4 separate regions of the Homo sapiens genome follow, and all the other regions are linked to region 4. A link is a loop called in an ENCODE intact Hi-C map of the cell type or tissue named here. Cell type or tissue: PC-9. All regions are shown on one strand.

The links. Peaks named below come from ENCODE experiments on the same cell type or tissue, not always from the same donor. Only the 100,000 strongest peaks of a DNase experiment are listed, where the experiment ranks them.
Region 1: it touches region 4 in a loop (11-fold over the local background); 9 of 110 quality-filtered maps call a loop at or near these places.
Region 2: a loop joins it to region 4, with 15 times the contacts of the local background. A loop is called at or near these places in 52 of 110 quality-filtered maps.
Region 3: it touches region 4 in a loop (7-fold over the local background); 21 of 110 quality-filtered maps call a loop at or near these places.

Annotation. Positions count from the first base shown.
Region 1 is chr1:75,907,785-75,910,284 of GRCh38, reverse strand. All of the region lies in intron 19 of MSH4 (mutS homolog 4), which reads right to left. Among named protein-coding and RNA genes, the nearest start is that of ASB17, 23 kb to the left of the region's middle. In PC-9, CTCF peaks have their summits at 1,277 and 1,480 (motif pointing left); no DNase peak of the experiment used is centred here.
Region 2 is chr1:76,329,699-76,332,198 of GRCh38, reverse strand. The region is part of intron 2 of ST6GALNAC3 (ST6 N-acetylgalactosaminide alpha-2,6-sialyltransferase 3); the gene reads right to left. Among named protein-coding and RNA genes, the nearest start is that of ST6GALNAC3, 260 kb to the right of the region's middle. In PC-9, a CTCF peak has its summit at 987 (motif pointing left); a DNase peak (open chromatin) is centred at 1,008.
Region 3 is chr1:76,900,033-76,902,532 of GRCh38, reverse strand. The region is part of intron 2 of ST6GALNAC5 (ST6 N-acetylgalactosaminide alpha-2,6-sialyltransferase 5); the gene reads right to left. Among named protein-coding and RNA genes, the nearest start is that of ST6GALNAC5, 34 kb to the right of the region's middle. RefSeq lists an enhancer at 2,017-2,500. In PC-9, CTCF peaks have their summits at 955 and 1,157 (motif pointing left); no DNase peak of the experiment used is centred here.
Region 4 is chr1:77,124,995-77,127,494 of GRCh38, reverse strand. All of the region lies in intron 9 of PIGK (phosphatidylinositol glycan anchor biosynthesis class K), which reads left to right. Among named protein-coding and RNA genes, the nearest start is that of MIR7156, 66 kb to the right of the region's middle. In PC-9, CTCF peaks have their summits at 871 and 1,093; a DNase peak (open chromatin) is centred at 1,064; H3K27ac peaks cover 571 bases.

The sequences.
Region 1 (2,500 bases), 1.2 Mb after region 4:
GATCATGGAAGATCAGAAGTGAAAAGAAGGACAAAGGATTTTATAATTAGTTGGTATTTAAGAGAAAACTTTGGGGAGAGTGATGACAATAAGACTCAGTTTAAACATGAGAAATGAAAGAAGCAAGCATGGGTTACTTTTGATAAGTTTGCAGTAAAAAGAAAATGAAATAATAGTTTGAAAAGTAGAGTAAACAGGCAGAATTTTAGGGGAGAAATCTAAGCATACTCTTAGAAAAAGGAAAAGCCTGTGACGAAAATATTAAAGATGCAAAAGAGAATAAAGGGAACTGAGAAGTAATAATAACTTAGTGGAGATTTTTTTAAAAGGTAGAATAGTTAACCTTCTGTCTGAAAGTCAGTCTCTTCCTCTGAGATAAGATGGAAGAGAGATGGAAGAAAAACAGAAATATTCAAAACAAAATTTTGAAGGAGGGGAGGTTCAAGAACTCATCAAGATGACCTCAAATTTGTTAAAAAGTAGGAGGCAGATTATCTGTAGAAAGTGAAGTGATTGAGAGTACAGGAAGAGTGAAACTGTTTCAAAAGAGTTATCGTAAAAGAAGCTAAATAATAAATAAAAAGAAAAAAATACAATTCTCATCACATACCATGGCCTGTCAGCGGGGGGAGGGGGTGGGAGGCAAAGGGAGGGATAGCATTAGGACAAATATCTAATGCATGCGGGACTTAAAACCTAGATGACGGGTTGATGGGTGCAGCAAACCACCATGGCACATGTAAACCTATGTAACAAACCTGCACGTTCTGCACGTGTATCCCAGAACTTAAAGTATATACTAAAAAAAAAAAAATACAATTCTGGATATCAACAAAATGGCAGAGTAGAAGCAGTCTGCCTTTGCTCTCCCCACAGAGAACCAAAAGCAAATATCTGGAGCACAGATTAACACCAGCAACATTTTAGAAGCCAAATCTGAGGCTGAAATGATAGTTGGGAGACAGAGAAGTGAAAAACTCTGAGCAGACTATAAAAAGAAAGAAAGTTCTCTATCTGCAATGTCCGTGCCCCAATCTGCCAGGCATCATGCACAGAAAATTCCTCCCAATCTCATTTGTTCTACTCTGGAAAAAGTGAGATTGAGGTGGATAGCCAGCTTCCCCACCATCCTGGGTTCCCTTGCAGAAAAATCATTCCTGCCTAAACCCACAGGAAGCACCACTAGTGCCTGGAGGGAGAAAACCGCCTGAGGGCAGCTAGAGACAAAAAGGGGAGTGGAATTAGAAACTCCAGCCTGTAAAACTACTCCTCATTTCAGTCGAAGGAGACACCAAATCAGTGTGGATGTACAGCAGCACCATGCTAGAGGAAGCAGATGCCACAGGTCATCTGGGTATAAACCCCTAGCCAGCCTTTCCACACAGCTGAGGTATCCCCTCTAAGAACCCTACCATCTGAGATGTGTAGTACTGCAAACATTTGCCAGAGCTGAGGAAATTCTGGGCTTAAGGTGCCATCTAGTGCTGAAAATGAGGCAGCAATCTAGGATTAAGGGGAATCACAGACAATTGCAAAGAACTTCTAAGCAAACATACAACCTAGAAAGTCCAACAAGCGAGACACTGAAGATAAACTGATCCTTCATTGCAAAAACATAGATATATATCCACAAGGAACAAGAGCAAACAGGAAACTATGATCTCCCCAAATGAACAAAGCAAGGAGCTGGTGATCAACATCGTGGTGAGATGGTGATACGTGAGCTCTAAGATCAAGAATTCAAAATAGCAGTTTTAAGAAAATTCATGAACTCTAAAACAGCACAGAAAAAGCAACTGATAAATTTATCAGAGAAATTTAATAAAGAGATTAAAGTTTGGCCGGGCACATTGGCTCACGCCTGTAATCCCAATACTTTGGAAGGCCAAGGTGGGCAGATCATTTGAGGTCAGGAGTTTGAGACCAGCATGGCCAACACAGTGAAACTCCATTTCTACTAAAAATACAAAAATTAGCCAGGCATGGTGGTGCACACCTGTAATCCCAGCTACACAGGAGGCTGAGGCAGCAGAATTTCTTGAACCCAGGAGGCAGAGGTTGCAGTGAGCTGAGATCACACCACTGCACTCCAGCCTGGGTGACAGAGCCAGACTCTGTCTCAAAAAAAAAAAAAAACAGATGAAAGTTTTTAAAAATCAAATGGCAAACAGATTTGAAACCCTGGAACTGAGAAATACATTTGTTGAACTTAAAAAAACTACAGAGGCTCTCCAAAAAAGAAATAGATCAAGCAGAAGAAAGAATCAGTGAGATTAGCCAGGCACAGTGGCTCATGCCTATAATACCAGCACTCTGGGAGACTGAGGCAGGCAGATCACTTCAGCCTAGGAGTTAGAGACCAGCCTGGCCAACATGGTGAAACCCCGTCTCACTAAAAAAATTAGACAGGCACGGTGGCACATGCCTGTAATTCCAGCTACTTGGGTAGCTGAGGCACAAGAAATACTTGAATCCAAGAAGCGGAGGTTGCAGTAAGCCA
Region 2 (2,500 bases), 800 kb after region 4:
GCCAACTGTCTTGTTTTCCCTGGGGGGACTGCCACTGTCATTAACTCTGGTAAGCTCCATTAAAAACACTAAGTTGATGGAAGATACCCTGCCCACACTAATACACTGCCACAGAACTAACTCTGGGTAAGGAGAATTGTGAGTACAAAGAAATTTTTAACACTAATGACTTTAACAAATCTGACCTGATTAACAGGACGCCACAAACTGAAATCCTTGTGTTCCAATCAATCTTTCGAGAAACTTCACAAATGCACACTTGAGGGAGAAAAATTCATGAGATATTTTAGGCAGGTCTCTACATAGAAAGAGAGGAATAATCAAAAAAGACACAATACACTGGCAAGTAGGGTAATTATTGCTAGCAATTCTTGAGCTACTACTCTTTTGGCAAATAAATGCCTACATTTACATTAATATTTGTTTCCCATTAGAAGAGTTTTGACAGTTTTTCACAGAAAGACCTGCCCTCCTGAGACATAAGCTCATTAGAGCAAACTCTACCCTGATTAGCTGGAGGTGGTGAGGAAAACAGGGAGATGCAACAGTTCCATGGTAGGACCATTACGAGAATGAGAATCTGCAAGTAATTGGTGAAACAAATGATTGGTCAGATGAGGAACTGATGACAATCTATCCAGTATTTAAATAGGTAAGTTGCAGAGCACTTAGGCAATGATGGTTATGGACAAGAAGTAATGCTAATAAAGTAGCATTTAAGCAGGAAAGGTGGAGCAAAGGTTCTATTCAATCATTACTTAGATAGTTGAAAGATTAAGGAAGCATTTGGATGCTGGCACATCCACTAAGTGACTGTAAATAGGAATACATCTGGATATATTCCTCTGGACATTTGTTTATCTGATTAATTTTTCATTAAAGACAGCATAAGCTTCTCCTCATAAGCCATAGAAAGCAACCACTTCTTTCTCAGTATTTTTTTCCATTACTCATGAACAAATAATCTTTCTTAAGACATCAAACTATGCCGGTTGTTCATCTCCCCCTAGTGGTAGGGGGACACCACTGCATATCTGAGTGACTAAACATTCATTGGCCATCTCACCAGGATCGCATTCTAAAGAAATGGCAGTAGTCTTACATCATTATCACGAGTATGCTAGATATTGTCTACTGGTACCCAGTATTCATTTTTACCTTCCTCTATGCTCTTCTGCCATCTTACCCAGCAGAGGCTGGCAATCTAACACCTACATTTCCCAGACATTCTTGCCTCTATGGTCTTGGATACCACAGGCAAAAGGCTGTGGAATGCACTCTGAAGATTTGAAATACAAGAGGAGATGGGATCAATATTCCTGTAGCAATTATGTCTAAAGGGTGGCCTCTGTCAATTTTGAGGTTTTGCAGCATTTTCACTGACTAAGACACCAGATTTTGGATATGGAAAGACCGACACTTGCAGCAGCCTCCTGTAGTTATCTGACCTTGAATAAGTTACTTGACTTCCCTGTCCCTTAGATTATTCATTTCTAAATGGTGGAATAATAATAGTATCTATTACATAGGGTTGCTTTGAAGACTAAGTGGATATCTGGCAAGAAGATGTTGGCTATTACTGCTGCTGCATATAAACCACTTAGAAGAATGCCTAGCACACAGATGTCCTCCAGAACGGTTGGCTAAGATAATGATAATTTGAGACCAACAGTATATAGCTAGCACAGGAAGACATTTGATGTCAGAAGACAGAGGACAGCTGTGTGTCACTTAACAAATTACTTGGCCTGGCACGGGCTCACGCCTGTAATCCCAGCACTTTGGGAGGCTGAGGTAGGCGGATCATGAGGTGAGGAGTTTGATTTGACACCAGCCTCACCAACATGGTGAAACCCCATCTCTATTAAAAATACAAAAATTAGCCGGGCATGATGGTGTGCACCTGTAATCCTAGCTACTCAGGAGGCTGAGGCAGGAGAATCACTTGAACCTAGGAGGCAGAGGTTGCAGTGAGCTGAGATCACGCCACTGCACTCCAGCCTGGGCGACAGAGTGAGGCTCTGTCTCAAGAAAAAAAAAATTACTTAACCCTCCTGTGTTTATTTGTTTAATATTCTCCATTGTTGGGGAATATAGGCTGGGCATGGTGGCTTACGCTTGTAATCCCAACACTTTGGGAGGCAGGTGAATCAACTGAGGTCAGGAGTTTGAGACCAGCCTGACCAACATGGTGAAATCACGTCTCTAATGAAAATACAAAAATTAGCTGGGCATGGTGGTGCATGCCTGTAATCCCAGCTACTTGGGAGGCTGAGGCAGGAGAATCACCTGAACCTGGGAGATGGAGGTTGCAGTGAGCAGAGATTGCACCACTGTACTCCAGCCTGGGTGACAGAGCAAGACTCCATCTCAAAAAATAAATAAATAAATAAATAAATAAAGAGAGAGAAAGAGAATAAAAATGGAGAATATAATCAAAGCCACAAGATTATTTGTTACATGAAATGATGTGTCAACAAACTTTGTAAAACCTAAAGAA
Region 3 (2,500 bases), 220 kb after region 4:
ATCAGCTCATCAATTTGTACAAAGAAGTCAACTGGCCTAGAGAATCCCAGTTGCAACAGAGATTGTACTGAATCTTTAGATCTATTTGAGGAGCACTATTATCTTAACAAGATTAAAATCTTCTTGTCCATGAACATGGGCTGTTTTTCTACTTATGTAGATCTTCTGTAATTTATTTCAGTAATGTTTTATAGTTCTCAGAGTATTAGTTTTACACTTCTTTTGTTATAGTTATTCTTAAATATTTTATTCTTTTAGATGCTATTGTAAACAGAATTGTTTCCTTCATTTTCAGATCATTTATTTCAAGTATATAAAAATATAATTAATTTTTGTGTATTGATCTTGTGCCCTGCAGCCTTGATGAACTCATTTATTGTTTTAACAATTTTTGGTGTATTCTTTAAAACTTTCTTTGTAAGTTCATGGCCCCTTTCTGCTTTTTTTTCTTTTAAAGAAACAATCACAATAAAGAGGGAATCAGATGATCTCAATGTATCATTTTATAACACTTTTCTGGATATGAGAAAGTAACATTTTCTCATCCAGAGGAAAAATATGTAAAAGGAATTAAGAGGAAAGTGATAACTTCCACTTTCTCAGTTGACTGTGCAACTGGGCTGGCCAAAAAAATATCATGTATAATATTTGTTATTACAAATGCATTGTTCCATTTTATATGGCTATCTGATGAACACACTCAAGAAAAACTTAAAATCAACTATAAAATAAAGTGAAAAAGCAAAATCCAAATCAATAAAGATATTTTGGGAACTCTCAAAAAGAATAAACAGAATTTTATTTGCTACACTAAGCAAAGAATCAAGAAAATGTTAACCAGTTCAGAGGACCAAATGGAACTTCTCTGCTTGTAGAAAATTCACTCATAGCTAGCACAAAACATTTCTCACGCAAAAGGCCTTATATTCCCAAAGTACCCTGTTCTCTTCTTTGCTATTTATCAGCAGTTTTTGAATGTACCATAATTTATCCTCATGTTTCTCAGATACAGTGTTTGATGACTTGTAATAAAAGCACTAAAATGATACTATGGTAGACTCTGAGAACATATATCACCACAGCCTGACTTGAATGCTTCCACATAAAAACCTAGGTGCTAACCCATACTAAACAGTGCCCACTGCTTCCTGGGCTGGAGACAATCTCAGTGCTGCCCTCTCATGGCAGGAGGAGTAACCATGCTCCCTTTGCAATTGGGAAAAGCCCTAAAAGGCTGACCAGCATGTTGTGATGTACAGTAAGACTTTTCAATGTACGGAAAATACATTGGTGACTAAGGAAGCACAATGTATCCTATGAATCCATAATTATTTACATCCTTGGACTATTTTTTGGCCCTGTGTTGATGTGTATAAATTTACCAATTATGTGTTTTCATCAGAGGAGGATGTTGGAATTAATGTACCACAAACACTTATTGCAACTATTCCATCTTCTCAATCTTTAAGTTCTAAAGCAAAACATCTTCTCATTCAACACTACTGAGGAACTATATAAAATATTTACTTAGAACTACACTGACATCTAGTGAGGCTAACAATGTGCTCACTGTAAATAATATCTTATTTGCTAAAACACTGATGTTCTGAGAACGTATTAATCCATAAGACTGTTCACAATTCCTTATCTGAATAATTATGTTTTCTGATAATTCTCAACAAATCAATGTGATTAAAACTATGAAAAAGCATTCACTAGTAATAAATGTATCTAAATATGATTTTTTAATTACTGAGGAAATAAGAAACATGCAAGAAACATAAGAAAGGTTATTCTTCTTTGCAACATGTAAAAATGAAAAATTTTAAAAGATAATGATTTTTATGTTTGTTCACTTTTCAAATGAGATTGATCGCTTCCTTGCTTTCATTTTGTTCAATGTGAGGATGCTCAACTGCTTTGACTAGGTATCAAAGGAATTTATTAAAATCCTAGAGAGAAACCAAAATAATTGGCTCTCTTTTTGGCAGACTTGATAAACATTTTATTTTGCAAAAGTATATTTTAATTCTGGGATAACATTAAATGTTTCTTTGAGAAAGGTATATCCCAGTGTATTGTAACCTATAAAATCTTTAATAATTGTAGTTAAGAATATAAAGTTCTGGTTATTATGAATGATAATGTCAGGCCTCTGAGCCCAATCTAAGCCATCATATCCCCTGTGACCTGCACGTACACATCCAGATGGCCGATTCCTGCCTTAACTGATGACATTCCACCACAAAAGAAGTGAAAATGGCCTGTTCCTGCCTTAACTGATGACATTGTCTTGTGAAATTCCTTCTCCTGGCTCATCCTGGCTCAAAATCTCCCCTACTGAGCACCTTGTGACCTCCACTCTGCCCACCAGAGAACAACCCCCCTTTGACTGTAATTTTCCTTTATCTACCCAAATCCTATAAAACAGCCCCACCCTTATCTCCCTTCGCTGACTCTCTTTTCAGACTCAGCCCACCTGCACCCAGGTGAAATAAAC
Region 4 (2,500 bases):
ATTCCTAGGCTCAAATGATCCTTCCTCCTCAATCTCCCACGTAGCTGGGACTATAGGAACATGCCATCATACCTGGCTGTATGTTATTTTATACGTGAATTGTCTGATCTCAGTGTGGCACTATAGAATATAAACTTTACTCTTTCTGAGTTAGAGAGAACCTTCTGTGTGGACACAGTAAATAATTTTACAGTGTTATTTTAGGAGTACTTGGATAGCACAGAAGAGAAAGATTTTTCAGGCACTGGATAAACATGAAAGAGAAAAAGGATACAGAAAGCACAGGGGGATTGTAAAGACTAACTTCATAGGCTTCATAATTTGCCAGGAGTATTTTATTTATGCAGAGGATTTGGACAGTATTTTAATTGTCTTTTCATTTGAGATGGTAGTATGACTCTATTGGAGTCAAAATCCTATTATAAAGTAAGCAAATACCATGTGTTGTCTTCTACAAAATCTCTATTTAAAAAAATAGTAAAGCAAAATAAGGAATGCACAGCTTTTTCCATGTAGAAATTATTCCCTTATTAAGTTATTTAAGTAGATTTTCTTAGTGAAGGACCTTGGAAAGAGATCATGGAAAAAGAACATTCTTTTAGGGGGGCTTCTGAAATGACTCAAAATGTTAAGTAAAAGGAACACTTGGATGACTTTAAGAAAAGAGAACTTTACCATTTTACAGGAGAAAAGTTCCAGGTTCCTTTAGGATGGCTGCCACATGTAAATTGAAATTAATATTTGTAGTTTTCTCATTCTGAATTATATATGGTTTGTCAGAGACCTGACTAATAATGATTTGCAAGATGGGGCTTAGAATGTATGGATGACCTTAAGGTGACAATCTTGGGAAACCATGAATTCTGGGATAATGGAAGACACCTTGCAAAGGACAGAGTGGGGCTGTGGTGTCCCTTGGAGTCGTGGTGGTGAAAGGAAAGAAGAAAGCAGCTGAAGATAAGGGCACTATGGGAACAAGATGATTTTTTTTTTAAGACAAATCTTGTCCCTCCCACCACAAAAAGTGCCACTTATTAAAGCAACTACACTTCAGTGAAGCCACAGAAGAGGGTGCTGTTGAACTGAGAAACCTAGTAAGTCAGCTTACCTCCGTTCACCCTCCATTGCAAGATAACTTGTTACTGCTCATTCTAAAAAAGCCAATACAAATAATCCTCAACAGAAAAAGAAGCCAGCACCTTTACAAAGTCACAGTAAGTATAAAACAAAATTAAAATCAAATCTTCTTAGTAAATTACACACACACAGAATGAAAGCACAAATAAAAAGGGAAGAAATCAAAGAAAAATTACAAAACAGGAAAACTGAAATGAAACATCTGAACACGAATAACCTATATTAAACAAGCAATTGCATTATGAAAGGACACCATGAATCAGACATTCAAAAACTCACAGTTGAAATGGACAAACAGGAAGATATGTGAAACAGCAGCTGACTGAACTCGGGAAAGTAAATGGTGAAAAAAGACAAAAATCATCTCAGAAATGAAAAGTAAATCACAAGGTAGACAAGGGAAGATAGATATTCCAAAAGTTCAATAAAAGACGTAAAGAATGGAAAGAGCCAAGAAAATAATCTGCAATAAGAGAAATAAAAAGGATCAGAAAGAGAATTTTCCATATATTTAGTTCAACACCTTGAACTAGGAAACAAGTGGAAAATTAACAGATATGGTATTTAAAGTTATAATAAAACTTTTTTTGAAATAAAATGAGATCTGAATTTCCATATTGAAAGGACTCCTGTTTCCTGTATACCTGGGAAACTTGATTTATAACAATCAACTTTTAAGATATAGTATTAGACCTTAAAACAAAAGGGAAAATAAAAGCTGCCTGAGCTTCTAAGCCAATAAATTAGTAATTTAAAAATTAAAAGTAATTAAAAATGAAAATAATTAACATAGAACCAATTTAGCATCACACTTCTTGATATCAAAATAAAGCAAGAAAGCAATGGACATGTGTTTTTAAGAAATTATAAAAATGAGTAATCATTTTAATTGATTATGAAACACTGGATAAGTAAAATACTCATATATCCACAGTGATACTCAAGATTACTTGTGAATTGCATTTGGAAAAAGTGCTGCTGTTATTAAGAAACATTTCAGACATATCCTTGGTTGATAAACATTTTGCTGAAATATTTAGATGTGAACTGTCATGGTATCTGCAGCTCACTTTTAAATGTTTCCGTGAAAATAATATAAAAAATACAGAAACATGTTTGGAATTTTTCATAACAGCTACATGGCATTTTAAAAAGTTATTCAAAACAAGTTGCCAGATTTCAAATATTTTTGTATACCTAAAGAATATCTTTTATATTGAGTAAGAGACATTTTGTGAGAAAAAAATGTATTTCATCTTGTTTTAGATTTTTGGAAGAGCCAATGAAGAGTGACTTTGTCATATTTCTTTTATACTCTTAGAATTAATGTCAGTGATTTAATTTTTATTTTTTCAGAAGATAT